Linked DNA regions of Mus musculus: all the other regions are linked to region 2. The links are chromatin loops, found by intact Hi-C in ENCODE. Cell type or tissue: heart. All regions are shown on one strand. Region 1 overlaps Gm35107 (a long non-coding RNA gene). Region 2 holds the start of Enox2 (ecto-NOX disulfide-thiol exchanger 2). Region 3 overlaps Enox2 (ecto-NOX disulfide-thiol exchanger 2). Region 4 holds the start of Rbmx2 (RNA binding motif protein, X-linked 2).

Evidence for each region. A loop is a pair of places that touch in the nucleus more often than their neighbours do. Peaks named below come from ENCODE experiments on the same cell type or tissue, not always from the same donor. Only the 100,000 strongest peaks of a DNase experiment are listed, where the experiment ranks them.
Region 1: it touches region 2 in a loop (4-fold over the local background); 6 of 42 quality-filtered maps call a loop at or near these places.
Region 3: a loop joins it to region 2, with 2.0 times the contacts of the local background. A loop is called at or near these places in 2 of 42 quality-filtered maps.
Region 4: it touches region 2 in a loop (3-fold over the local background); 6 of 42 quality-filtered maps call a loop at or near these places.

Annotation. Positions count from the first base shown.
Region 1 is chrX:48,896,299-48,904,298 of GRCm38, forward strand. It overlaps Gm35107 (a long non-coding RNA gene), which reads left to right. Exons shown (of 4, transcript XR_391673.3): 3 at 4,328-4,434. Among named protein-coding and RNA genes, the nearest start is that of Gm35107, 15 kb to the left of the region's middle. In heart, CTCF peaks have their summits at 3,403 (motif pointing right) and 7,636 (motif pointing right); no DNase peak of the experiment used is centred here.
Region 2 is chrX:49,285,099-49,293,098 of GRCm38, forward strand. Enox2 (ecto-NOX disulfide-thiol exchanger 2) reads right to left here and starts at 3,144. Exons shown (of 16, transcript NM_001271447.1): 1 at 3,003-3,144; 2 at 1,747-1,806. It overlaps Gm39513 (a long non-coding RNA gene), which reads left to right and starts at 1,818. Exons shown (of 2, transcript XR_882305.2): 1 at 1,818-3,192. In heart, no CTCF peak of the experiment used is centred here; a DNase peak (open chromatin) is centred at 3,173; H3K4me3 peaks cover 1,336 bases; H3K27ac peaks cover 869 bases.
Region 3 is chrX:49,011,999-49,019,998 of GRCm38, forward strand. It overlaps Enox2 (ecto-NOX disulfide-thiol exchanger 2), which reads right to left. Exons shown (of 16, transcript NM_001271447.1): 13 at 6,785-6,896; 14 at 1,499-1,584; 15 at 1,135-1,182. Among named protein-coding and RNA genes, the nearest start is that of Gm35107, 130 kb to the left of the region's middle. In heart, no CTCF peak of the experiment used is centred here; no DNase peak of the experiment used is centred here.
Region 4 is chrX:48,690,553-48,698,552 of GRCm38, forward strand. Rbmx2 (RNA binding motif protein, X-linked 2) reads left to right here and starts at 4,452. Exons shown (of 6, transcript NM_173376.3): 1 at 4,452-4,568; 2 at 4,768-4,883; 3 at 6,849-6,900. The coding sequence starts at 4,564. In heart, no CTCF peak of the experiment used is centred here; a DNase peak (open chromatin) is centred at 4,439; H3K4me3 peaks cover 1,667 bases; H3K27ac peaks cover 665 bases.

The sequences.
Region 1 (8,000 bases), 390 kb before region 2:
CCATAACCTCAACCTTGAGTAATTTCCCCAGAACTCTCAAACATTGTTCTTGGCTGCATCTCTCTGTCTTGAACAATGCTTCCTTCTTTGGAACTTGGACATTGGTCCCATTCTTTCATCCTTATTCGGTTAGTTTAACTCTGGATCTGACTTTAAGCAGTGGCTTCACCCTTTGAAACCCTGGAAGTGGTAACCCTCCTAGTCTTTCCCTCTAACCACTGCAACTTAGGCACTAGCCCCATCCCTCTTACTCCTGTGACTTGGCCCTGGCTTTTGACCCTCAGCCAGTATCCCTACACTCCTAAACCTTGGGGTGACACTTTACTCTAAATCCGGGAAGTATTCTGACACCCTTGAAGCACTAGCACTGATCGAGTCTTCTTACTGGACTCAGAAAGTGAGGCATCTAGTCCATCCTGGGTGACCGACCCTTCTCCGGAACCTAAGAAGTAGTCTCAGCCTGTTCATCTTGGGCAATGGCTCCTCTGTCTGGAACCCTGGCTCAGATTTGGGCAGTGGAACTTTTCTCCATAGCTTTGTCTGTTCCCCAAACCCCTTTGTCCCGTGCTGTGGCCCTCCTTTCTGGAACTCACAGTGATCCCTGCCCCTGAGCCTCTGTCTCTATGGCTACGGCCTCCTGAACTCTGTCAATGTGTTTAGCCCCACAGCCCTGGCTTTTTACTTTCAACTATGGCAATGTTTCCATTCCACTATGTAAACTCTAGGGTCGTGCCCTTTGTAATGCAGTCAGTAATCCCAACCCCTCAGGTCTTGACAGTAGCCCTGTCTTCTGGAAAAAAATCAGTGATTCCACACACCCAGACCTGGGCAGCGGCCTCTGACTTTAAACATTATAGTATTTTCCTTACACGAGCCCAGGGCAACGACCCTGTTCTCTGGAACTCAAATGATGGCCTTTCTTCCTTAGTGTTAGATGTGACTCTGAACTCTACTGACTCAGGCAGTGGTCATATGACCTCGGTCACACATTGTGCATCCTTGCTCTGAAACTTTAGCAGTAGTCAAGGAAAATAACGCTGTATTTTGTTACAAGTAGCTTGGTCCTCATTTCTGCCCAGGGCCTCAGGAAAAGCACCATTAACATTCACACTTACAAGTGACAACTTTAGGACAATTGTGGTCATCACTTTGCATTACTATGGCAAAATAACTGAGATAAACAATGTAGTAGAAGGATTATTTGGGCACACGTTTTCAGAAGTCTTGGCTCATAGTTGTTTTGGCCCTCCTGATGGGCCTGTAATGAGTGTTCTGGTCAGAGAGTTTATAACAAATAGAGGCTCACCTCAGAGTGTTTGAGAAACTCAGCAAGAAAAGAAGAATCTGGGAACAAGGCATACCCTTTATTATTATTATTATTATTATTATTATTATCTTTAATAATTTTTTACAGTCCAGTCATTATCACCCTCCTGTTCTACCCTCTGACTGTTCCCCACCCCACCCCATTTCTCCTCCCCCGTCTCCAAGAGGATGTTACTACCCCCACTCCCACACACCCCACCAGGACTCCCCATTCCCTGGGGTCTCAAGTCTCTCAAGGGTTAGGTGCATCTTCCCTAACTGAGTCCAGACCCAGCAATCCTCTACTACATATGTGTCAGGGGCCCCATATCAGCTGGTGTATGCTGTCTTGTTGGTGGTTCAATGTCTGAGAGAACTCAGGGGTCCAAGTTAGTTGAGACTGCTGGTCTTCCTATGGGGTTGACCTCCTCCTCAGCTTCTAGTCACAATTCCAGTGATTTACTCCTCTAGGTTCAATCTTCTAACAACCCATTCAGTCATAAAACTATCAGTAGATTAACCACATTCTCAAGTCTTGTTCTCAGTAGTGCTATTAACTTGGAATCAACCTTCAACATAAATCTTTTGTTCAGACACTCCATACCCAAATTACAACAGCAGTGTAGGCTTTTATTGTGAACTTTTTATAGTCTCCAAACTATACCTAATCCCAAAGCCCTTTCCACATTGAAAAGTATTTGTTACAGTGGTATCCTTGTTCCCGATCTATGTTAGTGTCCCAAAGTTGTCGTAAGAAGTAGACTGATATACAATGAGTGAGCTAATCTAATAGAAACTTCTCCTCTCACAGTCCTGGAGTGCACGAGCCAGGAATCAAGTAGGCCACAATCGTCTGAAACTTGTAAAGTGAGAACATTGCTTTTCCCTAGCATCGGATGACTTGCCAACAATCTTTGTGTTTCTTTTCTTTCTTTTTTTTTTTTTACTGTTGCACAACTTCAATTTTGCTGCCTTTAAAAATTCCCAGTACATGGAACTCTGGTTATATATGTCAGTTTTCATATAGCACCTTCTTGTCAAAGTATCACAGCTGGTGGTTTAAGGACTTGCCATACTCCAATATGACCATATAGTAAGCAATTATACCCACAGTGTCCTGAGGTTTTATATACTTCTCAGCACAGAGAAGAGCCTAATCAGGTGAGGTGGGTTGCCAAGCAGGGGGAACTCAAAGCAGGAGCAGGATGGGGAGGGTATCTTTTGTACAGAGTCAGATGCAGGACAATGGAAGCTAGATCTTTAGGCTTGGGAAATCTTGATGAGGGAGTCTGAGCAGGGGAGGAGAGTGTGTGAAGAGGGTTGTCAGTCAGGTCTCTGAGCCTAAACAGAGTGAGCAAGTCATTGTTGTACATGGGAGGTTAGGCATCTGCTGTGGGTTTTCAGAGCCCAGGTAAGGGGGGAAAGTCACCTATGAAAAAAGGGGACCTTTCGTGGAGTGCTGAGTTCCACGGAAGGTGAAGAAATTGGCTGCATCTGCAGCTATCCTAGCATCGGTCAGAGCATTTCTGGGACAGTGGGTAGGACTGCCAAGATCTGAAAATTGGGTTTATATAGGGAAATATTTTTCTCATCTTAAATATTGAGTGATTTGGATGGTACTGGTATCAAACTGAAAGCCAGAAAAAATAATATGAACTATATTTACAACTGATTTTTTTGCACATTTCAAAATAGAATGGAACTAAAAGCTGAAGGAAATTTGGCAAAATATAATTCTAGAGACGTGCGTGGTATGATCACAATTTCTTATTATGATGATACTCATAATTTTGTATGTAATTTAAAAATTCCAAAATAAAAACAGTTAAGAATTAACAGTACTATATGCTTACTGTAGAAAAAAGGACAGTAAATAACTTATAAATTCTTTGTCTAAAAACAGTAACACTGGGTGTATTTCCTTAATAATAAGTGAATGACCAAAAACAACTATTCTTTATGTTGTAAGCCTTTGATAGGAGGGTGATTTTTTAAAGCTACAGTAAGGGAAATCATTTCTCTTTTTTAACGTTTAGAGGAAATAAAATCATTTAGATTTGTAATGCTGAGTGCCTGGTCATTTGTCAGTCACTATTTGAGCCACTAGAGGGCGCACTCTTATCAGAGGCCATTAAAGTTCTAAAAATACAATTCTGTAACAGGTTTTTGAAATCTAAATTAAAAAAAAGTTTCAAATAGCCTCCCATCCATCTTCTAACACACCAGCATGCTATCCTGACATATTTTAAAAATTTATTTTGCACCTGTTACTTCTTTCGTGGGTTCTGTCGTCTCTCACATCGTGGCTGTCAAATACTGTACTTTCTCATTCCAGTGGAATTCTTTTTGTTCCCAGCGATGCCAGACGCTGTCTTGAGGCTCTCTAGGTTCTTCTCCCAGTTTTCTCATGTTGACATGGAAGCGAAATCGTCGTGACTGCCTTACCAGTCCTGGATAGTTTACCTTCACATGGTAGCTATGAAACTATTTGGTACACTAAGCCTGACAAGTTTTCAATAACAAGATAAAGAACACTCGCCTCATTTTAAAGCCAAACCAGTCTTGATGTTGGAGTGGGAGGGCAGGTGCTGAGTTTGTGTGAGGAAGTTTCTGGGACTAGCAATCTTCCTCTGGAAGACTTGGCTGTGACACAAGCCCATTGGCAGAGACAAGCCCATGGCAGGCAGCACTCTGGTGCTATGGTAGCCTTGGCATCCAGAAGCAGCGTCAGTAAGACTTGTGCTGGTCTGCTGAAATCCCAGGATTCTTCAAGTACTTCATCCTAATTTCACTAAGTTTTAAAAATCTGAACCTATAGTGAAGAAAACCATATCTACTAAATGGAGGCCTTCCTTATTCTTCAAACTTTAATTTTAGTATCTCAGCACTGAGTTTTCAGAATCTTTTACAGTTTGTTGACTAATAATACTTGCTGATATTTCCTAAATACAAAGTGGCCAGTACTTTGCGGTATGATGTGATTTAATAATGTGGTGAATATGTTTATTTTTCTATCTGACAGATGAGGGAAGAGAAACCCGGGGATCTTCATTTATTTAAAAGCTTAACTTAGAGGATAAGATCAGTGAACCAGTGCTGCTGCTGTTGAAGGAGAAGAAGAGAAAGAAAGTAAGTAGAGGGGGATCGGATAGAATAAGTCTCTTATTCTGAAGGGAAAGGGGACACACCACAGGGTTGTGAGCAGAGACACTGGAGCTGACATAAAGGCCCTACAAGGTCTTTTCAGCTGCCTGTGTTGAGACCAAGAAGACGGTTAAGCGAGAGATCAGGAAAATTAGGTAAGAGCTATATTGGCCATTGCATATATAAGGCCATTGTAACAGCATACTAGATACTTTAAAATGACAGAGATGTACTCATTCCACAGATCTGGAAAGTACGTCTGAAGACAAGGTGATCTGGGCATGCTCCCACTCAGAACTGTGCTAGAGAATGTCTATCCCCCGTTCACCATCCCCCATCCATGTCTCCCACCCCTCTTTGGCTTAGCACAATGGAGGCAATTGACTTTCTTTTTTTCCATGACTTATTTTTTTGTATCATCACAATCTCTGCCTCTGTTTTCATAGAGTTTCTTTCCTGTGTGTCTTCATTCACAAGGCCATGTCCTCTCTGTGTCTTTCTCATCAACATGACAGCACTGAAGGGCTGACCGTGCTCCAATATGACCTTGCTCTAACTTGACTAATTACCATTCATTATAAAGAGGCACATTCTGAGGTACTGGAAGATAGGCCTGTTCAAGGCTATTAGCTCCTCCCGCCACAGACAGAGCCTCTCTCCTGTCCCTTCCCATTAATATGAACTAAAAAACTGTGAGCCAAAATAATTCCTTCCCGTCTTAAATTGGTTTGTCAGGTAATTTGGGTCAGTGATGATAAAAATAACTAATGTGAATGTCAGCATACAATGGGGAGCACAGTTTAAATCACAACAGAAGGCTGCTGCGGTCATCTAAGAGACAAGGGGGCTTTGAGTTATAGTGACTGAGAAGAACTGATCTAGTTTGAATATGGGTAAACTTAGAACCCAGCCATGGATGATGAACTAGGAGCAGGCCTACAAGGAAGAGAATAATCAAAAGGGATGCCAAGGTGTTTGATTGGAGGATCTAGAAGGGAAAAGTTAGTGACAATAAGAAGTGACAGAGGGATGGAGGAGAGGATTTAGGTACAATCACAGTTCAATTTTGAACAAATAACACTTGACATGTCTACTGATCAGTAACTCATATGGGGCCAGGCTCCAGGGAAGAAAGGGTTTAAAGTTAAGAGTGATTCTAGAATAACTGAAAGCTTGTTTGTGACTTTAGGCATAAAGCTCCGGCCGTGACTGATTGCTAGGATATACATGGAGTGAGGATGAGGAGTCGAATTGACCTCCGTCCAGATTCTGAGGGCCAGGACGTTATATGGAGTTTAGTTTTTGAAATAAAGATTACACACACACACACACACACACACACACACACACACACACACACACACAGAGTATCGTTTCCATATAGGTATTGAAACCACTAAGAATGATGGCAGGACTTGTCAAAAGCAGAAGTGAACCATAAACTATAAGCATCAACAATAAGGGTCCTGAGGTTATAGTATGGAAAGTAATGCAGTGGGTGCTAAGGCAAGAGATTATGGACAGGCATGAAAGGGAAGGGCAGGTGCAACATGTTCTACCTATGAGTCCAGTAGTCCATGGTGTGTGAAAACACAAACAACCTCTACTTTGACGTTTAAGGGGATTGTTCAGAAAAAGGGACAGAAAGCTAGGGTTTTAGGAGGTCAAATAAGATTAGAGGAATTCATTTCTATGAGAGTGACAATGGATGACTTAAGCTAAGTGAATTTTTTTGTTTTGTTTTGGTTTGGTTTTTGGTTTTTTAATCAGTTAAGTTAATAAAAGCATTTAGAACAACATAGCAAGTTCTGAAAACATCTACTGGAGGCAAACAGTCAGTTTTAAAGGTAGGTTTGCCCTGAGGCTGGTGTCTTCTGTAGCAAATGAATTGTTAATGGAGAAGGTAGATTGGTGCTATCTCCAGGAACATGTAACTTTCTTATGAGATGTGCCAAAAGAAGACTTGATTGTACTATATGGATTGGGTTGGGCCTCCTTTCAACTTTATTGAGCAGTTGGAATCTTCCCATCTTGTCACTCCCTGTCCCTTCCTTTGTGTGGGAGGAACTGGGTCTTGCTATGGTGCCCAAGCTAATGAATTCAGGTGCTCCAGAGCACATCCAGCTTCAGTCTCTCAGTTAGCTGGAACTTTGACTCTGAATCATCATGCCTGGCTAGTCTCTTTTATTTGCTTAGTTTGCTCATTTAAGATAGTATACTCATATTTGGTTTGTAGAAATGATATATGATCATTATAAACTATTTAAGGAATGGAGGAAAGCATAAAGACAAATTCTAAGACACTCAAATAACTCATTAACATAGGGTGAGCTCCCTCTCAGACATACCTGTGAATTTCTCCATTTGTAATTACTTTATAGGACCTCAAGCTTTTTTGAAATTATTATTCTGTTGTTACAGTTTAAATGCTACAGATTTATTCCAGCCAATTTTTTTTTTTTTGCAAATGGGAAATTAACTTCTAGAGAAAGGAGTTATTCAAGGCTACCCATTTAATCAATTAAGCCCAAATCTATTGACTTCTTGGTTACCACCCTCCACCCCAGCACACACACCCTAGGGGTGGCATCCAGGAGCCATCCTTTCACATGCTAAGCAGGTACTCTGTTACTGAGCTATACAGTTCCAGTCTCCTTGTCTTTGATGTCTATATGGCATAGACCCAGTTCTTTTGCCATATAGTTCTCTGTGTAATTAATTTTGTCTTTGAGTTCAAAAGTCCACTCATCCAATCATTCATTTGTCAGGCAAAATTGTTAGGCAATGGATCTATAGTGGTGAACAAAAGAGACAGGGTCTCTGGCCTTGGACAGCCATGTGAGGCTTACAGTCTATACAGTACAAAGAAAGTATGTGCTTAACGCTATACCTTTCTCCAATGAGACAAAGGCCCACATAACAATGCATTTGTTTATAACTCCAAATTCTTTAGTAATGATAAGGACCTAGTGTTAATTGTTTAATTTAAATTTCACACCACTAGGACAATACCGCAGCAAATGAGTACTTGAAAAAATAGTATTAACAAAATTCATGAGATACAGGCAATTTCTATAATTTTATATCCTTTTGATTATTTTTGTAACATCAATTTAAAAAAATGTGTGTGTTTTTTGCCTGCATGTGTATTTGTGTAACATGTGCTTGCAATGCCCATGGAGGCCAGAAGAGGGCATTAGTTCTCCTGGAACTGGAGTTAAAAGAAGGTTGTGAACCACCCTGTGGGTGTTAGGAATGGGACCCCAAGTTGTCCTGTCTCTGCCTCCCTTGGAGCTCGGGTTAAAGGCATTTGAGGGGAACATTGGCTCCTTATATGGCTGCTTGGATACGAACTCTGGTCCTAATAACAGTGGAGCAAGTGCTGTTAAACACTGACCTGACCCATCTCTCTAGCCCCTGAAATTGGGTTTTTAATAATAGAACAATTGTGTAATGAATGCAAGAATTTAGACAGTACAGGTTCCTCTATGTAGTGTGAAGAATAAAAGCCCCATATACTGTCTATTTTCCTGTTCCAGATCAGAGGAGGA
Region 2 (8,000 bases):
TGCATAACCCAAATCCACTCGCCTGAAGAGTAACCATCACCCGGCTGCCACCTTAATGCATGAAATAGCATGCTCTGGCAATATTATGCTCATCATAAAAGATAAATACCAAGCAAGTAGTAACACTAATAGAATAATATTTACATGTACCAATTCCTCCTAATTCTAACTAATAAGTAGCTCCACTCTGTCCTTTCCCCTGTCACCTTAAAAATGTGAAAATGTGCTAGTGATGCACCCTTCCTGAAAATGTCACGTTATTTTCTATTTCCTACTGGATTCCTTATATCTAATTACATGAGGTTATAACTTGGTGATGCTGAACATAGTCACACTCTTACTGAATATTTGTCCTTAGATCAACTTAAGACTAATGTAGTTTCTATTTTTATTAGATCAAGTCCTATGCAACCTTAGGTTTGATGAGCTAATCCAGATGTTTTTTTTTTTCTGATACATTCAAGTATGCAACAAATGAACTTTTAAATGTGAGTGAGAGCACCACATAACTACCACTGGTCTATGCACCCCATTTGGACAGCCAATGGGCCTGTGTATTCATATTCAGTACCATTACAGCTGATTCTTCAAAAATCATGCTCAAAATGCTGTAGCGTGCTTTGCTTGGACCTTCCTTATCCTAGACATCTGTACCCAGCTGTGACGAACTGTTCACACTCTACTCTTATAGAGACACACATCGTTCAGAGTGATTCCTTTATCTCTAATGGCTCCTCTCTACCCTTCTTTGCCCTGCAAACTCCTTATTCCCTCAAGGCCTGTCATGTCACCTCCTCACAAAAGACGTTTCCATAACCTCCTCCTCTGATTAGCTACTCTTTCCTCACCATATCACAATGCTGTCTACCTGTTTCCATTCTCCTACAATCTTCTACTCCATGGTACCTCACAACTGTGGTCACCTAGCTCCCCGAAATCCAGTGAGGGTTCAGGCCTTGTATTCGATTGTATCTTCTTGTATTTCACGTGTACTCGGGTCCCAGAGGACATCTAGTAACCTGGGTCCCCTTGAAAAAGCTGAAATGAAATAAAACCCAAAGAACTGTCTACACCCAAATGATGTAAAGGTTGGACATAATTTTTTGTATAGAATCATCTAATTTAGAAAAAGAAACATTGACTATAATTTTGGCAGGCATAATCAACTATGGTTATAACAGTTAATCTAATGTGGTATTGGCAACGACTTTACAGCAGACACACTCTGACACAAAAATCCAAATGACTCATTTGGGTTTCTTCCAGGATGAACAATTGTACCTTAATCTTTCCTTGCCACAGTTGGAAAATCATGAACAAAAATACACATCAGAACTAGGAAACCATGGGCGAAGAGCATGGGCGTTCAAGTCAGAAGTTTGTACATCAAAACTCCACCTCGATTATCTCTAATCTATTTGTCTTTAGATATTTGCTTAAAATACCCAGTTTAGTTTCTTCTTCTAGAGAAATAGTGGAAATAATAGTACATATAAGACTCTCAGACAGTGTCACTAAGTGCTTATGATTCTTGGACATTATGTGGGCTCAATAAATAGGAGTCAATACTGTCTTCTAATCAGATGGTTACAATTCAGGTATTCTGCTACACAAGGACAGCAAACTCATTTCTTATTATGTTTATGGCACTTTGCTTTCTAATTGACAGATACAGGTTGTGGCGAAGATTAGCCACAAATAAAACATCTACAAGACAAAAGTTTCTCCTTATATTTAAACTCACACCTGGAACATACCACCACACTTCTTTGTGTTCTCCAAGAATTGATCTCAAATCAGGTTCCCCTAGGATGAAAAGGAAAATCACCCAGTCTTAATTTTTTTGTCTTTAATTTTATTCAATACAGAATAAATTCAAACTTTGCATATTCTTCTACCTGTCATGTCACTATGATCTCCCAATATTATCCTAGTATTATCTCCCAATATATCCCTGCTGATACCTCTTCTAGAACCATGTGTGCCTCTGTCATACACTCCTTCCTTTTCCATCCCCCACTTCTTATTCGCCAAGTCCTGCATCATCAAGAAGCATTTTCTTCCTCTTATGCTCCTTTTGAATCTCTTTTAAACCACTGGAGCCCAAATGAAAGGCAACCTCTTCCACAAAGCATACTAGGATTGTTCTAAGGAAAGAGTAAGTTTCAAGACGTCAGGAAGCTCTGAGTTAGGCTAGAACTTTTACAAAGCAGCCTCTCAATTCTATCTATTGGTGTTAATCAGATTTTGCTGGAAGCCCTTAATATGCTCCAGGTTTTTAAATGGTCCAATTTGCCCTCTACCCTCACTAGAACACTGTACTGAACCTTAATTGTGTATTTCTCAAAAGTAAGATTCTTTTTTTTTCTGCTTCCTATCCCTTCTGGAAATTGAAGGACACCTTTTCCACTCCAATGACTAGTTGAAAAAGGCCAGTAAAAAGAGATGAGCCAAGAGAAAGAGATTGAGAGAGAGAAAGAGAGAGAGAGAACACCTCATTATCAGGAAGCAGAAATGGAAATTGACAGAAAATCAAGCCCTGGGTTTAGCAAGGAATTTCCACTCGCCTAGAGGAAACGGGGGTGCAGGGTGGGGTCGAGTGGGGTTTGTGTGTGTACTTGCAGTGGTAGGTGCTCAGAGCTGAGCAACAAATTAAAGGCGGGAACAGAGCACCCAACTCCTGCCTGAAGGGGAATCCAGATGCCACTTTTTGGAGGCTCTCTCATCCTAAGAAGGAGCCTGCGCTGGGTGGTGGGGAGAGGGGCGGGTGGAGGTAGGAAATAAGAGAAGAGTTGGGAGGAGGGGGGACGTGCTTGTGCTTTGGATGCTAAGGCAACTGGTGCCTGCCCCCCAACTCCAGTCAAGGCACCCACCACCCATGAAGAAGCGGGCTGGGCGGAGTTAGGCGCCAAAGATTGCGGCCCCGGAAGCACCCTCCTCCCTAGACCCCCTCGGTCCCACAGTCCCCGGCCACTGCCACTCGGGCTTTCTGCCTCGCTGACCTCCAGCTCCCCGGCTACCGAAGCGCTACTCCTTAAACAGCCGCGGAAAATCGGACCCGCTCGGAAGTTCCTGGACCCGGAGTGCCCTCAGGGTGGGGTGTGCCCCACAACTGTCTTCCCAACCGTGCACCTTCTACTAGATGGCCTAGGCCAGGCAATGGGGCCCAATAGCTGGACTCTAACCTACCAGGTGACTATTGAAGCCTCTCCCATTGGCTAGGGCATCAGAGAACCGCGAGGCCCGAGCATGTGTCTTCATGGGAAATGTAGTTTGAGGTCACAGGAAACTGTTATTCCTCAGAAGTATCCAATATTTGCTTAGGTATCAAGGGATGCTAGAGGATTCTGGGAGATGAAGTCAAAATGCTTTCTTCTAGATACCCACAATTCCTCTCACACCAAGCTTCCTGAAAACCCTGAGTTGAAATACAGGACAGTGTTATGGGTATTGTAGTTTAGTGTGCAAGGACCCTCAAGCTTAGGTATAGAGAGCTTGTAGAGACAGATAAATGTTCGAGATTCTTTTGAATACTAGAAAAGTATTTATGTTTTGAGAAAGAATGTTTGCATTGCATTATAATTTGACATTTTCATTTGAAGTCTGAGTATGGTTGATTTTTTTGTTTAAGGAAGAATGCTGCTATCTAGCCTAGAACTGGCTTTGAATTAAGAATCCTACTGCCTAAGCCTCTTCAAATGCATAATTAAACACATGTGCTATGAACATATACATTTCCGTTTTGTTAAGATTAAATTTTTAATTAAAAATATACCTTGTAAAAGTTTGCCTTTTGTTAGAGTCATTAGAAAACTAGGTACTTCTAATTGGGAATTATATTTTCCTTTAGGACTTGTCATAATTAAATATGTAAATGTGATGTGGAGATACCAAAAGAAATCTACTAAATAGATAGGCAGTTAAGCTGTATTCTTGTATTGAAGATTGATGGCTTTGCCATATACTAGTATAATGCTATAGCTCATAACAGATGCACAATACAACTAGAAAAATATCTTACATATCTTCAAGAAAACATCTTTTAAGTAAAACTATGTAACAAGAGACCAGTAAATAAATGGGTGGATAAACACCAGTAGACCCAACTTCATAAAAGACACATTAGATCTAAAAACACATACTAATGCAAACACATTTAAAGTAGGTGACCTTAAAACCCCACTCCCACCAAAAAGCAGGACGAAAACTAAACAGAGAATTTCTAGAGTTTACACAACATCAAAAATCAAATAGACTGAACAGACATCTACAGAAATTACACTCAGACACTAAAGAGTACATATTCTTCTCATCAGCCCATGGAAACTTCTACAAAATTAACATGTTAGGACACAAATCAAGACTGAACAAACAAAGAAAAGAAAATTTGAAATAATATCCTACATTTTATTGAATCACAGTAGAATAAGGGTAGATATTAACAGCAATAGAAACTATAAGAAATACACAAACTCAAAAAAGCAAAACACACTACTGGATGATAATTTGGTCAAAAAACTCAAGGAGACAAATTTTTAATTCTTAGAATTGATGGAAAAGGAAAACAACACATCAAAACAAATAGCACATGATAAAGGCTAGGCTAAGGGGAAGTTTTATAGCACTAAGTGCCTACATTAAAAGCAAAAGAAAACAGAGAGCCAGGTGTGGTGGTCCACATCTTTCTCAGTACTAAGGATGTAGAAGCAGGCAAGCCTCTATGAATTCAAAGTTTGACTGCTTTTCATAATGAGTTCCAAGCCAGCCAAAGATACATAGTGAGACTGTGTTTCAAAGCAAACAAACATTAAGGGATTGTAAATTAATTAAAAGAAAGAGAAAGATGATACAAATTAATAAAATTAGAGATGAAAGGGGAGAAATTACAACAGATAGTGAGGAAATTCAGGGAATCATGAGGACATTACAAATTCGTGTTCCACTAAAAAGAAAAATCTAAAATAAGTGGATAAACTTCTAGATACATATGACTTACCAACCTTAAGCTAAGGTGAAGTAATATAAAGAAACACATAGCAACCAATGAATTATAAGCAGGAATAATAAATCTCCCTGCTAAAAAATTCCCAAGACCAGATAGATTCAGCACAGAATACTACCTGTCCATTAAAGAAGAACTAATATCAATACTCCTTTCATCATCCCATAAAATAGGGAAGGAAAGAACGTTTCCAAATTATTTTTATAAAATCAGTGTTACCCTTATTCTAAAAAGGTGATAAATAAATCCAGACCAATCTCCCTGATGAACATAGATGAAAATACTCAATAAAATATCTAGATAGCTGCCCATCAAAAAGTTATCCAGGAATACTAATCAGGTGTACGCTCAGTGATTCATTAAGTATATCTGATTGGTCCCTTTATATTACTTACTTCGTTTTAGCTCGTTTGGTAAGTCATATGTATCTAGAAGTTTATCCACTCATTTTAGATTTTTCTTTTTAGTGGAATATGAATTTGTAAAATTCAAGAGCACATCAAAGAGTTCATCCACTACCGCCCAGCTGGCCTCATCCTAGAGATACAGAGATGTTTCAACATATGTAAACCAGTAAATGTAACCCATGACCTAAGGAGACTCAAGGGTTGTAACCACATGTTTTCTCACTAGATACAGAAAAGGCTTCTTATAAAATCTAACATCCTTTCATGATAAAATTCTTGGTGTGCCTACCACAGTCAATATCATGCAAAACAGAAAAGACCCAAAGCATTTCCACAAAAATTATGTAACAGACAATGATGTCCATGCTCCCCCTCCCCATTCACATAGTGCTTGAAGTCTTATCTCAAGTAGTAAGAGTAGAGAGGGGGATAAAAGGGATACAGACAAGACAATATACTAATTAGGGGCATATAAAGAAACAAGACCAATGGGTATATGTGTGTGTATATGTGTATGTGTGTGTATACATATATGTGTGTATGTAATATGTGTATACATATACATACATACTTGTATATGTATGTGTGTATATATGGATATATGTATATGCTACTTGTTCTGAGTATGTGTATATGTGAATATGTATAAATTTCCTTCGTGTCTTATTAAAATGTGTGGGCAGGCATATGTAGAAAGTCTATACTCTTTGATTCACTGTTAGTATACTTTTTGACACACTGTTGTATAGCTGGGCAAATTTATGAAGTGGTGGCCCTTTTCTGAAATATTGGTAAATAATGCTTGGTAAATAATGCTGGATGGATTCAGAGAGAAGTTAAAAGGAAAACTTTCAAACTCTCTACAGAGCCAGTATAGACCTCATGACGTTACAGTTAGATTCAGGTTTGCAATGTGAATGTTTGATTTAAATCTTGTCTCAGGATAAGTTGTAGTTTATCTGTAGCTATATTTACAGGCCATTGTGTGCCATGGTAGTGGGCCATCAAGTAAATATTACTATTGAACTTGATACTGATATTAGACTCCAAAGTTATAGTTTTAGCCAATGGACCAATTTGATGCTTTGATAAGTGTAAAAACCCACACTGAGGTGGACAGTCATCCAGAATGGCCTGGGTTATACCTCATTGGAAACACAATGCATAAGAACCCTGGTTCTAAGAGTTTCACCAGGGCTCAGTCTGTAGACCAGCTTTTTTATACACCACATTAAATATTAGTTCCCAAGGTTCACTTTAGCTTTTAGTCAATATTGCAATCACTTTTATTTCTAGAATTGAGACTTAGTAAAAGCCAGGATTATCTCTTGTTTTGGAGTTCATATGCATAGTGATTTTGCTGCCTATAGAAAGGTTATGCAACAATATGAATAGTATGTGTGCTCAATGATTCATTCATCAAGTTGTTTCAATTAATGTGTATGATAATGGATTATGCTTAGTCTAATAATTAGATCTCGGTCTATAGCCAATGACCCAGGCTCATCCAGTATCTCATATCCAGTTTTGTGTCATGTTAGGACATGGTCTGTGGTGTACCTGTGTTAGTAGCTTTGTGTCATTGCGATAAAATATGGAAGACAACACAGTCATGGTTTATTTTGCTCATAGTTTTGGGCTTAATTCTAAAATCAAATAGCACAATTGACTAAAGCTTTTTGGCAAATTCACTAATACAAATGATTGGAACTCTTTCTTTAAAGGATTTATTATTTATTTTATGTATATTAGTAAACTATAGTTGTTTTGTCTTCAGACACACCAGAAGAGAGCATCAGATCATATTGCAGATGGTTGTGAGCCACCATGTGGTTGCTGGGAAGTGAACTCAGGACCTCTGGAAGAAAAGTCAGTGCTCTTAACCACTGAGCCTTCTCTCGAGCCCTGGTTGGAACTCTTAATGAACTGGGAATTTGCATTCCAAACCAGGAAACAGAGAGGAGATACAGTTTTCCATGATTACTTTTAAGCTCAGACCTCACCAAGAACCTCTCATAATGCCTCAACTCCCTATACTGTCACTTTGGGGAAATCACACCTTTACATTTGGATGTTTGGATAGATGGCACATTACACCAAAGCCAAAGGAATGCACTGCATTCCTTTAAAACCACAGCAAATATTTCATCTATGGACAACATGCATTTGTGGCCAGGATTTCAACTGTGAATATGAATAGGACTGGAGATGAATATTTGGCTGGGTTCAATTTGTGATTTCTGAATTTAGTCATTGTTAAGATTTTACCTCCATTAGGAATCGTGTTTCAATGGCTAGTATTGGTCTTCATTCAGTTGACAAAACATGACTCTATTACTGTGATCTCTGCTATTATTTCAATTTTGTTTCTAAGTTGGTTTCTTTTTCTGTTGCTCTGATAAAATACTCTGAAAAAAGCAACTAAAAAAAGAGAAAGGGTTTGTTTTGGCTCGTCATTAAAGGTATAGTCCATTATGACAGTGAAGTCAAGATATCAGCAGCACAAAGAAACTGGTCATCTCACATTAACACCAAGAAGCCACTGAGATAAGTGTATGCTGCTCAGTTCCCTTTCTCCACTTACATATATT
Region 3 (8,000 bases), 270 kb before region 2:
AGGAAAATAATAACTCTTCCTACTTTGATGTATCCTTTATTTCTTTCCCCCACCACCCACACACTGATAACCAACAGGGGAAACCTTAAAGAAGCCTGGAGTTACTGCACACAAAATTTAGGTACCCTTTAAAGCCCTCACTGGAAGGTCTTGACATTATTCTGGCAGGATGTTGCTGGGGCTGGGTGGGGCTGGGCCCTATCTAGGAGTGAAGTTGTGCCCTCCTCCCAACGCTTGTGGTAAAGGAGATCCACTGGAATGAAAGAAGAACACTGTAGGTTACTACAAAGAGTAGAACTCTCATTTCAAAAGCTGGGAATAGATAGTGGATATAGCTACATAAATTTTGGTAGATGTAGTATAGCTATGGAAAAGGAGTCTGAAATTACAGGCTACCATGGAATCCTTGGGGTGAGGCTCCCTTACTTTTTCTTCATTACGTTTCTACCAGCTTTGCATTCAATGACAATGTGTATTATTTTTAACACTAACAAAAAAATCTGAGATGTTTTACTGACATATAATTCAGTATCCTGAACTGTAACTGACCACATGGTCTGGATACTACCATTCCATTTTTCCTTTAACCACCCAGTGGGGTATATGGCTACAGAATAGAATTACTTCTTAGAGGGAAATAAGTAATCAATGCAAGCTAGAACTAACACAAAGGCCACTGGGGAAAGTGTTATCACTAAATTAGAATATGCTTAGTGCATTCACTAAGAAGGCAAAGGGTTCTCTGATTTAACATCTTGGACAATATAATGTCAGGAATCCATACTCAATGGTATTTCCTAGGAGGCCTGGTTTCGTAAAATAATAGTGATACAATCTACAGGGAAGATTAGCTAAATGTTGTTTCTGGGGGGAAAAAGACATATCATGAGCTTATTTGTTTTGAGGAGCCATCAAGAATCTGTCCCTGTTGCTATGCCTTGACTTTCAGGGGAATTGACACTTCGCCTTACTTCATGTGATCTGTGAGCTGTCTCATGAAGATATCACACAGATAAATGGCCCACAGATCACCATCATTATTTTACCTTCCTCAACTGTTCTCAAAGCAGATAGCAGCAGTAGTAATGGTGGGGGGTAGTTGGTGATGGCTAGAGGCCTGGGGCAAATGCTCACCGGTAAGAGTGGAGAAGTGGTTAATTTGCTGGGTATTTGGTAGCTTGCCTGGAAATCAAGGGAAGTAAGTCAGAATCTTCTAAGAAGTAGGCTAGCCAGTTATTTCTAGTTTTCATGGGATTTACTTAGTTTTACTACCAAATATGTCAAGTCTCAGGAAACTGTTCAGTTTTAGGAAAGCTAGGACAGACAGTCATACTATTTCTAAGAGGGAGGTCATACATTAAATCACAGAGACTGGAAGTAAGGGGCACTTGCTTAGAGCCACGAGTAATATGGCTTGCTAATGCCTGAAGAGAGTAAGGTCACCTACACAGAAAAAAACCCCTTCATCCTCTCATCCCAATTTGAGTTCCACACATACCTTATTATCGAGACGATTCAAGTAGGAACAGATGTATTCAATGCTGGCTCCAAATGGGTGGACGTGAAGGAATGTGGAGATGATCCCTGTGGAGATAATGTCCCAGAGGTCACATGGCAGCATGCAATGTCTTGAGATCTACAGATAGTGAGTGAACTCATACAGACAAAAGTGCATATGCACACTATCTGTAAACTCATCAGTATTTTAAGTTTGCATATATTTTATTCATTTAATCTTTTTTAACAACCCCATGGCATAGGCACTATCAACCCCCATTTTACAGATGAGAACACCAAGACATAAGTGTCAGCTGACAACTGGTAGAGCAGGTATATGAACTTAGTGGCTCTCACCACTTCAGAGTGCCTTTCACTCTACAATGTCACCCAGAGTGAAGCCGGCATGTGAGGTCACTCCCATCATTTGTCACCACTGACAACAATTTGAATCCTAGAATCTTAAGATGAATTTAGATTTTGATGTGTGTTTTGGCAATCATTAAATTAGCCTTCATGTTCTTAGGAATTAAGACTGTCTATGAGAAAAATACACCACATACTTATTAACCTAGTGCAGTTGGCTGGGAGAACCTAGGAAGAACAAGGGTGAGCCACAAAATCCATCCGGTGGGTTGTGACCCACTTGGGGAGGCAAATGACCCTTTCACAGGGGTCACACATCCTGCAATCAGATATTTACATTGTGATTTATAACAGTAGCAAAATTGCATTTATGATATAGCAGCAACAATAATGTTAATGTTGGGGGGTCCCTGCAACATGAGGATCTGTAGTAAAGGTTGCATGCAGCATTAGAAAGGTGGAGACCCACTTGTACCGTATTGGGGCTTTATTTTGTGAATTGACCTATACAGAAAATTCAAAATTTTCCTTTACACGGGCATGACTGGTCACTGCCATTGTGTCTTGAGAGCCCCAAATGTGTTCCTAGAACAGAGTTCTTAAAGCAATTTCTAGCTTTCAGGAATGCCTGGGGAATTACCACTCAGTCTAATTCTGGGGTCAGTTGCAACCACTGTCCTAATTCTTATGGATGTCACATTAATTGTTCTAATACTTAATTGGCAACAAGTAGAAAAAATGTTCAAAAACTGTACGATTTATTTTTTCCATGCTTGTGAATTTATCTATCTTTTAAATCAGATCTTCTAGAACTGAACTTCTTAAAAACTACCAGGAAATATAAGTGGACGCTGATTTGGTTTAGAAAGTACAAGTTTTCTGTCCTTTCAGAGGCTGGCAAAGAATAGTACAAGCTGAAATTATAGCTTGAAATTCAATTACTTTTTATGAAAACCTTCCAAATATTAGATGGCAAAGGGTGGGCTGGGAGAACCTAGGAGGAACAGAGGGTGAGTCACAAAATCCATTCAAAAGGGATACTATTACTTTTATCATTTCTTTATTCTTAAATGACCAAGTAAATTGAATTTCTAAGCTCTGATTTGAGTTGAAAAACTTCAGTTCTGAAGAAAAAAAAGTCCATATTCAAAGAAAGTCTAAATGTCATAGCTAAGGAAAAGTATCAAATGCTAAGAAATAAGTTCAGAGGTTTAAAAACACTAATCAGTTTTTGTGGGTTCACATTCAAAGAACTTAGGTTAGAAAGGCGATTTCTCCACCAGCTAAAGACTAAGGTCTTTAAAAAGCAAAACACGAGCTAGTCATTGAAGGATATATTTTATTGTCTCGGGCTATCCATTTGCAGAGACTTCCTTCTCTCCCCAATAATTCCGTCACCATGACAATTTGTTAAAAATTCTGAGTAGAAAAATGTTAAAAAGTTGTTGGAATCTGTTAGAAGTCTCAATGGCAGATCCCCCTGTGCATCATATGGACATATCAAAGTGTTATATCTGAGTATAATACCCACTCCCCAAGAAGAGAGATATACCTCCCAAATATGCAGAAGCCAGTCAGCATGGAAGGCTTTGGATTGTGGGATAGAGTTACCTTGTGGTTCGGCTTCCTAGAAGGAAGCTTGGATTAACCAATCCTTGTTAAAGGACCAAATAATCGGAACCTTGATTCTCCATTAGCTCCCAAATGGAACATAAAGCCAACAAGTATCTGTGACTAGTACTGTAATTGTACTGAGAGCTGACTAAAGTCCTGCATGGGAGAATTACCATGTTAATACTTGTAATACAAGTAACCGCTTCTCCAGTTTGCACAGGGAGGAACTGAATCTCAGCATTAGTGGCATTAAGATTGGAAGCTATGGTTGTCCAATTCTTTAACTGTGCAATTTTGAATTTTCTAGATAGTGAGAACAATTCTAGCATTTATAGTATCCTAGCATACAAGTGTCTAACAAGTTATTGACAGTTTCCTGAGTCATTTGTCAATGTGATATAATGACAAAATAAAATCTTTGTCCCAGTTCTTGGTACAGAGATCCTAAAACCTTTTAGATTTAGATTTTTGCATAGATTATAATTTTAAAACATTGAATCACATGTCTGTCTATCTATCTATCTATCTATCTATCTATCTATCTATCTATCTATCTATCTTATTCACTTATCTATCTCTATCATCTATCTCTCTCTATCTCTCTATCTTACTTATTCATTTATTCATCTCTATCTATCTATCTATCTATCTATCTATCTATCTATCTATCTATCTATCTATCTTATTCACTTATCTATGTATCTATCTATGTATCTATCTATGTATCTATCTATCTATCTATCTAATTCATTTATTCACTTATCTATCTATCTATCTATCTATCTATCTATCTATCTGTCTGTCTGTCTGTCTGTCTGTCTGTCCGTCCGTCCGTCCGTCTGTCTGTCTGTCTGTCTGTCTCTCTGTCTGTCTATCTTACTTATTCATTTGTTCATCTATCTATCTATCTATCTATCTATCTATCTATCTAATTCATCTGTTTATCTATCTATCTATCTATCTATCTATCTATCTATCTATCTATCTATCTATCTATCTTACTTATTCATTTGTTCATCTATGTATGTATGTATGTATGTATGTATGTATGTATGTATCTATCTATCTATCTATCTATTTTACTTATTCACTTAACATCTGGCTCACTGCCCCACTCCTGGCCACCCCCTTCCACAAGGATTGGCCAACACAACAGTAAGACTAAGATGTGATTAAGAGCATGGAGGGCTCTCTACCTTCAAACCACACTGACACAATGAAACCTCCATAAAGACATGACAGCATTCAGAGAGATTTCCAGTTGGTGAACACAGAAACATGCTGGGAAGGGAGCAGAGCAAGGCCATACATGGCATAGAGGCTTGACTCCTTTTTTCTTCCTTTCTTGCCCTATGTATCTCTTCCATCTCCCCAGTCCTGCATTTCACCCTCTACAGCAGGGTTCTCCCCTAATGCTGTGGCCCTTTAATATAGTTCCTCATGTTGAACTGACCCCCAACCATAACAGTACTTTAATAACTATAATTTTGCTGTTATGAATCTTATGTAAATACTTATATTTTCAGATTGTCTTAGGTGACCCCCTTGAAAGGTTTTTTGGAGCCCTGAAATGAGTCCCAACCCATAGGTTGAAGAACTGCTGCTCTACAATATTCTGGCAATAGTTCACTACTTCTTGGAGCTCTGGGAATTGCGCTAACAAGTTTGAGAATCTGGTGAGTGGGGTACTGGGAATTTCCTGACTTTTAGCAAGACAGGACAGAGTGTGGGTGACTTACTGTTATAGTGTGCATGTGGAGTGATACCCAAAGGTTCTTGTGATAAAGCCTAAGTTCCCATCCTGTGGCACTATGTGGAGGTAGTAGAACTTTGAAGATGTAAGGCTTGGTGGACATGAACGCATGCTTTTTGAAAACACAGCAGGTTATCAGCCCCCTCTCTCTTGTCTGTCATTTATCCTGGTCATGAGGTAAATGATGCTGCCACATGTTGCCATTCTGATGTGGTGCCTTGGTGTAGGCCCCGAAGTTCCGATTGTGCCAACCAAACATGGACTGAAACTCTAACACTGTCTACCCAAATAAGCATTTTTTTTTCATAAGGGAATGTTGACCAAACATTTGGGGATCTGACGTATGAGTCTGGCATCTAAAGTGAGGGCTGATTTTTGAGACTCATTTGTTTGTTTGTTTATTTATTTATTTAATTATTTATCATCTGGCTCACTGCCCTACTCCTGGTCACCCCCTCCCACAGTCCTTCCCCCATCTCCTCTCCCCTTCTTCTTTGACCAGGTGAGGTTTTCCCCGGTATTCCACCTATCCCCACCCTGTTACTTCAAGTCTCTGTGGGGCTAGGTGTATCCTCTCCCACCGAGGTTAGACAAGGTAGTCTAGCTAGAAGAACATATCCCATGGACAGGCACTAGCTTTGGAGACAGATACTGCTCCATTTGTTTGAGACCCACATGAAGATCATGCAGAATATCTGCTACATATGAGGGGGAGGCCAAAGGAGATAGGAACTCCACAGGAAGACCATCAGAGTCAACTAACCTGGACCCTTGGGGTGCTCAGAGACTGAGCCAAAATCAGAGATGTTGTCTTTAAACCTGTGGAATGTAACTTCAACTGAAGTTACATCAGAGTGGAATTTAATAAAGCTATCAGATACTTACTTGGTGTTGGAGACTTGGAAAAGTAGTATTGCAAAGAGCATGTGTTGTGCTGAGAAGTAGAGACAAATACCCCTTCATCTGCATCAGAAGAGCAGACACTCGCTACTGAGGCTCATCTGAGAAAGCCTTTCTCACCAGTGTCTGGACTAGCCCTCTGAATGAATGGGCAAGGACTCCTCTCTCCTTATAGAGCAATTAAAAGCACACAATGTGCTTCTGTACTTGACCCACTCTCAGTATAATACTGACTACAGCACACTTGGGATGACAGTGGCTACAAGGAACCAGAAGTGGTTTGGAGCTCTTAAAAGTTTTTGTTGTTGTTGTTGTTGTTGTTTTGTTTTTTTTTGTTTTTGTTTTTTTTGTTTTTTTTTTTGTTTTTTTTGAGACAGGGTTTCTCTGTGTAGCCCTGGCTGTCCTGGAACTCATTTTGTAGACCAGGCTGGCCTCCAACTCAGAAATCCTCCTGCCTCTGCCTCCCAAGTGCTGGGATCAAAGGCATGCTGCCTGGCTCTTCTTAGAAGTTTTAATGGAAATTTTTTCCTTGATCTTTCTTCTCATGTTTAAAACTCTTGTACTGTCATACTTCATACATGCTTGCCAGACATGTTCTGTACCTTATGGGTTGTGTGTGTGTGTGTGTGTGTGTGTGTGTGTTGGTTTGCTTACCCACTAGCAGTGCCTCACGTTCAGATTTGACAGGATTGCTGACTGCGGTCTTCTCAAGAGGTTGCTCACCTTCTTGGCTTGATGCACACAGTCTAGAACCACAGTTTTCCTGCTGGAATAAAAGGCTTCCTGGGTCAGTTAACCCTATTTGTCCAAAGAGTTGATTTCAATTAATTGTACAACATATAACTTTGATTAAAAGATGAAAGGTAAGGTCTAATTATGTTGCCTAGTAACAACAGGTGGACTTCACTGTGCCCAGCAATAGGTCCACAAAAGCAACACAGTACCATTAAAACAACATAGTCCAGTCTGGGTTGCTGAAAATACAAATTCTAAAAACACCACAGATAATCCAAAGTACCCTTTAAAAACATTTATTTGGTGTGTGTGTGTGTGTGTGTGTGTGTGTGTGTGTGTGTACATGCCCACACACACCATGCTATACTTGTGGAGATCAAAGGACAACTTTCTGTATTGATTCGCTCCTTCTACCATGTGGTTCCTGAGAACTAAACTTTTGTTTTCAGGCTTGGCAGGAAGTACCATTGCCATCAGAGCCAAACCATCTTTATATGGTGTCAAAATGCACAAGGATGTAGACATTTATCTTAACCAGTTATGTTTCTCTGGCTGTATTCTTAGGCTATATATAAGTAATCGTGGGAAGCAAACTCCACGCCATTGTGTATTACATATTAGGTATTGCTAAACACATATTATCTCTATCATACAGGTGAGGTAAGCAAAGAAAAGATAAATTGGGTAGGTTTGCTATATTTGCATTGTTGGATAATGGAAATGGGGTGGTAACATTTCATCTCAGGTTATATGCATTCATATGAATGCATGAGTATGTTGATTCATATTCTCATCTTCCTCCCTCCCCCTCTGTCTCTCTCAACATTAGATCCACATTCTGCTCACGGGAAGTCCCACATCTGAGTAGAGAATGTACATCCATTCTACTCAGGTATCAATGCTGGCTTTTGAACTAGAAATTAGAACATTTATCTCTAGACTAGAGACTCCGTTTCTCGTTTCTCTTCTCTGTTAAGTTAAAGATCAGTTAAAATCCTTCTGACCATGAATAAAGATATCAACTGCCTGTCAGTTGCCATCTTTGTTGTTGAGGCTTTTTCTGAGTGTAGCAGTTTGGTTTTATGAGATACTCAGGTGAATTTTATGCCCAGCAGGCACTGTTTGTGGCTCTTTC
Region 4 (8,000 bases), 590 kb before region 2:
GCTCTAAGTTTGACTGAAAGATGGAGAATGATCAAGGAAGATGTCCAATGTCAAACTCAATGCACATGTCCACCACATGCACGTGACTGAGCATACACAGGCATGTGCACCACACATGCTTATGCACATGCACTCATGATTTTGGTTGCCTGTCAGAATTTGAGGGTAAGATACTATTGCTAAAGAGACCATAATTTTTCAGTTTGATCAACTACCTCCCCTTTATAAAATAGCAAAACCACATCACACTTTGTCCTCCTAGCCTGCTTCACTCTTCCTTTATAGCACTTGTTGACATGGGTGTATACTTATACATTCATTTTCTATCTTCTTTAATAAGAATACAAGCTCCACAGAGGCAGAAACTCTGCTTGATTTGTTCATTGTTATATCTCCAGCATCTAGGGTAGTATTCAACATTTAATAGATGCTTGTTAAATATTTGTTGAGTAAATGAATAAGTGGCAAAGGGAAAGAAATGCCAGAAATGCTCTTCCAAGATAACAGCAATAAAAACAGACGTGGTATCTGGATAAAAATAATTATAATTGTATAGATAGGGACCAATGGTAAACAAAGGCATCTTTTACCTTCTATACCTTGAGGGTGTATGTAGTGGCTATTCCTGGTTGTCAACTTGACTATATTTGGAATGAACTACAATCCAGAATTGGAAGGCTCACCAGTGACCCTTATCTGGAGGCTTGGAGATCCTTATCTGGATCTTGATATGGAGATCTTGAGCCATAGTGGCTATGGATTCCAGAAGATTGAATCTCCGAGTTTAAGGAAAACACCTTTAATCTGGGCTACACCTTTCATCTGGGATGAAAGGTGTGGTGGAACACATCTTTAATCTGGGCTACACCTTCTTTTGGAGACAATATAAGGACATTGGAAGAAGGGAGTCTAGCTCTTGCTCCTTCGCCTGCTTGCTGTGTGAGGCTGTGTGAGACTGAGTAACTGCTAGATCCTTGGACTTCCATTCACAGCTGCGACTGAACAATTGTTGGGAATTGGGCTGCCGACTGTAAGTCATCAATAAATTCCTTTACTATCTAGAGACTGTCCATAAATTCTGTGACTCGAGAGAACCCTGACTAATACAGTGTACAAGAGCAGAACCTCACCTACCCGGATCTGGCAGTGTTTCTTGGGGATAATGTAAAGGATATTTTGAAGTGCTACATAATTCAGAGGTAGGAGCCATCACCAGGAACTTGAAGGAATGGAGAGATTTTTTTTAAGAGAGAAGACTGAATGGGGCTTTGGAGTTTAAGCAGGTTTCAATCAGAGAGAGGATGGTGGCTGAGGGTATGTGTCTTCATAACACAAGTGTATAGTTTGCATAATATTTGTGACTCAAGAGAATGTAGGCAAGTGGAAGCTAGATGAATTTAAGGCTTTGTGCACAGGATCCAGGAGAAGATAGGAGTTAGGGCAGTTATGATGAGAAGTGAAAGAGCTGGAGGTGATAATTATTTGTTATCAGACTGTGATTTCAAGAGATGTGACTCACAGATACTGCAGTAGCTCTTGGTGATTGGGCGAGGATTCTAGTGGGGAGAAATAAGAACAAACGGTGAAAATCCTGCTTTTGAACCTAGGAAATCTGGAAAAGAGCATTTTCAGGGCTGCAAATAGGGAAACCAAAAAGGGAAACTGTTTTGGGGTGTGTTGTGGTGATAAGAAGAGACCACTGATTAACCAAAACTTTCAGCCATTTTGTTAATATGGAGACTACCTTTGAATTCTTTAGCTAGCACTATATGCTACATACAGCAAGTTCTGAATGAGTGTTATTGATGGATATCATCATGGATGGTAAACCAGTTTCCTTCTCTCTAGTGGTAAGGCTAAAGGTCACTTTGGGCCTTTATCCCCTTTAACTCAGACTTAGAGATATTTTCCAGGCATCATAACTTATCAGCTCCTACTGACTCTTCCGCAGTGATCAAATTTACAGGTCCAAGTCTGACTTGCCATTTATAGCAGTGCAACCAAAGGTCGCAGAAAGTCTCTAGTACTTGAACATTTGGATTTTTTTTTTTTTTTTTTAGCGTTTTCAGTTTCAGAACATCTCTGCTGATTGGGTATGTTAGCAGGTAGAGACAGGAGGATTGGGAGTTTAAGGCCAAATTGTGATATATATATATATATATATATATATATATATATATATATCCCTGACTCAGACAAAACAAAACAAACCCCAAACCAATGAGCACTTCTGCCAACCCCAAAAGTTAGTTAGGAATACTCCTCATATTCTCCACATAACTGATCCTTCCATTTTCTGGCCTAACTTTCTCTCATGCTCCAGCTTCCGTCTGAAATACAGATGACTGAGCCCCAGGTGGAGCCCCAACTCTCTTATTTCACAATTACCAGAAGACACTAGCAAGACAGTACTACCTGCAAGCTTATCGCTTTGCAAGTGGCTACTTTAGCCCTACCAACAAAGCCGATGGAGATTTCTAGGAATGGATAAAACCCCATATGCAATCTGTCACTGTTTAGTTTTCACTGGCAAGATTATTTGATGAAGTTAATGAATAGCAGGGTTGGAGGGGAGGAGAGGGGGCAGCTGCATTAGAGCAAGGAAGTCAAAAGCAGTCCCCAGTTCACAGACAGAAGAGGAGAAACTTTCCTTGCTGGGCAGCTTTTGCTTCTTGCCGGAAACTGGTTGTAGCTTGAGCCACTTGATGGGACACTTAACATCATCAAAATGCTATTATGGATGGCCTAATATCTGGTGCTCTGAATAAGGCTCTCCTAGACTACTCATCACTCATCTCTGGACCTTCACTTTTAGAACATTATGGTTCATGACCAGATGCTGATAGAGACATATGCAGGATGAATGAAATCTTCTATATGGGGTAATATCACACATTATGTGTCATCATGTTTTCTCTTTGTTAGGTAGCTAGACAGACATTAGTAAGTTTGGAGGATGGGCCCCTCCATTAGAATAATCTTTCCTTTCTTTAAGGTTTAGAATGCCATATGTAAAGGTGGAGGTATCAGAGCCTTGTTAAAGCTCATTAAGAGAAAGTTACTTCCTCTTGTTAAAAGAATGGATTCTGAGTTCTACCTCTGGCCCTAATGATGGAGACGTAATATTCTGATCAGCCTCAAAAGAGAATATTACATGTTGTCTCTTACCTTAAGAGTTCCATACTGCCTCTAACCACAACATTTGGGAGGCAGAGACAGGTGGATCTCTGTGAATTTCAGGCCAGCCCGCTCTACAAAGTGAATGCCAGGAGAGTCACAAGCTCTATAGTGAGACCACGTCTCAGGGGGAAAAAGAGAGTTCCATGCTTCTGAATTGGTAGAATAAATATTGTGAAAATGGGTATACTTCCAAAATTAATTTGCAGATTTCATGCAACACCTTTCAAAATTCTGATGTATTTCACAGGTTTAGAAAAATAACACAAGAATTGATATGGAACTACAAAAGACAATAGGTAGAAAAGAAATCCCAAGGAATAAGAACAATGCTGATAGCATTATAGGACCTGACCTCAAATTTTACTATAGACCTATAGTCATAAGGACAGCCTGGTATTGCTATAAAAGTAGACATTAATATCAATGAAATAGAATAAGAGAATCCAGAATAAAATGCCAAAGCTATTCCTATTTAATTTTTGACAAAGGAAGCAAAAACATATATTGGGAAAAAAATAACCTACTTAAGAAATATGCTGGAAAAACTGAATTTCTATCTGAAGAAGACAGAAATTATGTGAGTGCAAGTGCCCACAGAGGCCAGAGGAGGATCTTCTGAAGTTGGAGTTGTGAGCCACCTGTTTTGGGTGCAGGTTCTCTGGAAAAAAATCAGCAAATGGTCTTAACCACTGAGCCACCTCTCTAGACCTTCAAGCTAATTTTTTTGAAGCTCAGTTTTTTTCCTCTGTAAAATGGGGATGGTAACTGTATTTCATGGGGTTGTTGGGCGGTCAGCCTGGTCTACAGAGCGAGTTCCAAGACAGCTAAGGCTACACAAGGAAACAAACAAGAGATTGAATGAAAAATGCAAATGGCAGAAAGTGAGCCGCCCCCTGGGAGGCAGAGGTTTAGGGTAGGGGCAGGGTGAGGAGTGCTGGGAGGAGCCAATGGTGTGAGCCTTAGCCTGGGGTTTGAGATCTAACAGAGATAACGTGCATAAATTGTCTCTCATTCACAACCTTTAAGTTCTCTAACTCTTTAGTTGATAGGTACTAGTTTGACAATGCTAATTTTTGCCTGCTTGTTTATACGTGGGCATTTAATTCCGACTGGCAGAGGAACACAGGGTCCCCCCATCGCTCTCCATCAAAAAGGGGGCGGGGACTGACTTGGGAACTGTCCCTCCACAGGAGCGAATGCCTGAGAAAGCACCTTCACCTTACTGCGCAGGCGCCAGGGCTTAGCGGGCCGGAACTTCCGGCGGAAGTTCCGCCTCGCGGGCCCCGTGCTCCAATCTGAGCTGGGTGTTCGGGTCGCGGGAGCGCTTTGGAGCCTCACCCGGAAGCTGTTGTCGTCTGAAGCGAGCCGCGCGAAGATGCGAATATGAAGTAAGGATTCTGTTTCTCTGCGGATAGGGGCGGGAGTGTTCTCCGCGGAAGGGAGAGTGGCTTGAGGATGGCCGCCCAGAAAGGGCGGGGACCGGTCCTCGCCCTCCGGGCCTCCGGGCGGGAGAAGCTCGGTAGGGAGAGGGCGGGCTGGGAGGAAAAGTACTTATCGCACTTACCGGCTTGCCTGCCACCCGCGCAGCCCTCTGACTAAGGTGAAGCTGATCAATGAACTGAATGAGCGAGAGGTTCAACTTGGAGTGGCGGAAAAGGTGTCTTGGCACTCGGAATACAAGCACAGCGCCTGGATCTTTGTTGGTGAGGTCCCCATTTTTCTCCAGCAGTGCCTTTCAGAGTCCGCCCCGTCCCTTCCCCTCCCCTCCCCATCCCTCTCCATCCCTCTCCCCTCCCCTCCCCTCCTCATCCCTCTCCTCTCCTCTCTCCACCCCTTCCCCTCTCCTCCCTATGCCCCCTCCCCCGGTTATTTAGTGCCCCTGGTCATCGCTTCTGAACAAGCTCATCACCTCACACTCTGGAAGCTCCTCTGCTCACAGGTCCACTTTTCAGTTGCCTTCAGCGCTTCTTAGAATTGGTATTTGCCTTTCATTCTATTCAAAACCTTGCTACTTGGCTGCTCAGAGACAGTTCATTCCACAGTCAACCTATCACGATGTCAAAGAAACGGAGGCGCAGACAGGTTACTGGACTTGCTTAAGGTCACATGCTGCAGCACTTCAAAACTGTGGGGCTTGTGCTCTTCGTCACGGTCACATACCGATCGTGTGTGTGTCTGCCCTTCCTCACAATGATTTTTCTCCTCTCCTGGGCTTCTGCTCCTAGTCCTTAGCTGTACCGTGATGTACCTGGTCAGACATTAGCTGGATTTGAAGACATTAAGGCTTGATTCAAAATTAGCTTTACTCCGGCTGAACATTTGAAAGGCCACCTGAAAATGTGACAGGATCAGGGAAAGCTACTTCTGATGAAAAGAATAGAGTCTGGAGTACACCCCTGGCCCTGGGTAGATACCAGGACATTTTCAGGAAACCTACATGTTACATACTAGTGTGCCCCTTCCTTCAGACATAATCCAACAGAGCTTTAAGTCATCTGGCCAGTAGACACCTGTCAGGAAAGCTCAGTCACCGCCAGACACGCTAGGGACACGGGAGGGAAATGATCCCCAGTGCAGGTGGTGCTGATGTCCGCCCTAAGTCTACCTGCTGCTCTGAGGCCTCGCTGAGCCCCACCTCTCCCTTTCTTTCTGTTCTCTGGGTGCTGGCGGAAATCCTGAGCCTGCTTGCCCCTAACACGCTGGGCTTTCTCATCTCACATCTAAATGTTTTCCTGTCCCTTTGCGGCTACTGCTCTGTCCCCATTTTTGTGCACTCCTGCTTGCTCCACCTCCTAATTCTGAAGGCATGGCTGCCAACCCTTCTGTAGCTCCCTCCTCCCTCCTCCTCCCGGTAGCTGGCGAATCTTACACCTTGCCTCCCTATCAGCTCTCCCTCAAATGCTAACACAATGGACCTCAAGCTTGCCCTTTAGTCTGTTTTAGAATTATTTTACCAAGATTAGAGACTGAGAGCCTTTGTAAAAGGGGAACTCTTGAGTCTCTGGGGACAATATTACCTTTCGTGTATTCTCTTTATGTCACAACCAAAATCCCGCAGTTTGCCTTTTGAAGGGATTGTGTTAAGCACTTTATATGCCTCATTTTAGTTTATTTCCATAATACTCCTGTGAGGCAAATATGTTAACGTCCCCTTTTTGCATATGAAGGAGAACATTGAGGAACATGTGAAAGGCTTCCTGTGAACCGCTTAGCACTTTCCTTGATACATCCTAGTTTGCACGTGGGGGGCAGTAACAGTGTATTGAAGTCAGTGTTTATGAAATCTGAGTCTTGTGCTGGAAATCATGTGCTTTATAGGACTTTGGGTATGAAGACTCAATGATAAGATTAATTTGGTAATTTATGACCCTAGCCTTTCCCCTCAGAGTTAATTAGTTTTTTTCTTTTTCTTTTTTTCTTTTTGAGGCACAGTTTCGCTCTGAAACTCACTGTGTAGACCAGGCTTGCCTCGAACTCAAAGGGATCTGAGAGCTAATGACTTTTCTTCCAGACAACTGTCATCGTACCCACTCTGTCATTGTATTAGGCTGATAATTTCCAGATCAAGGCTTGTTTAATCTGCACCTCCAGTGTCTGGCCTAGTGCATAGCATGCAGTGAATGCTTGATTAATGCTTGTTAAACTGGAGAATGTGTGTTTTCTTCCAGGAGGGCTTCCTTATGAATTGACAGAAGGCGACATCATCTGTGTGTTCTCACAGTAAGTCCTCTGTTAGTTCCTATCTCCTGGATGCATGGAACAGTTTGCTTCCATAGTGTATTTTTGTAACAGCAACAAAGCATTTCAAGCTGGGTGTGGAGTTGTACACCTCTAATGCCACTAGACAAGTGCCTGAGATAGGAGGATCACTTGGGGTCTGCCTAGGCTCCATAATGCATTCCAGGTCAGCCTGCACAACTAAGTGAGATCCTGCGTCAAAAAGCCACCAAAGCTATTTTAATTCTAGGGATGTCTAATGACATCCCTCCATGGGGAAGGCTAGACCCTAGATCAGTCCCAGAGAGTTACCCCATGGGAGATCCCAGAGCTGAGATCGTTTGAGAGTCTGTCCCAGGGATTTTAGTCCATTTCTGTCAGTTTTACTAAGCCTTTTTCAGCGTGGGCTTTCATTGGAACAGACTGGGATTCTCAGGAAGGTGCAGTGTTGCCCTTTTTCTTTGGGTTCTTGAAAGCTCTGGGTCATCCATGATCACAGGGCTCTCTGAGCCTTACCTGTGTGGCATTGGGCCAAACAGAAGTAGACCTTGCCTGCTAGGCTTTGTCAGCACTGCTGAGTTGTTCTTTGAAATGGCTTTACTAATTTCTACTCTAACTGGAATGCCTATTCACCCTTTATTTCTCTGTAGAAAAAGCTGTCCTATAGCTCTCTGTAGACCAGGCTGTCCTGCAGCTCTCTGTAGACCAGGCTGTCCTGCAGCTCTCTGTAGACCAGGCTGTTCTGCAGTTCTCTGTAGACCAGGCTGGCTTTGATTCAGAGATCTGTTTGCCTCTGCCTCCTGAGTGCCAGTATTAAAGGCATGTGCCACCACCACCCAGTTCAGATCTTGATCAAAGTTACCTAACTCTAAGGTAGGGGATTAAATTTGGTTTTTATTGGGATAATATTAACATTTTTTATTAACTTTCTGGGAGATTCTAACATCTTTCTGATAGTGAGTCATCCAATCTAAGAAAAATAATGTATTTTAAAAAAATGCATGTTTATGTCTTTTGGAGATTTAAAAGAGTTCTTCATATAGGCTATGTATAGTGCTTGGTTAGTAGGTGTACTTGTAAGTATTTTGTCCTTTTTTTGCTGA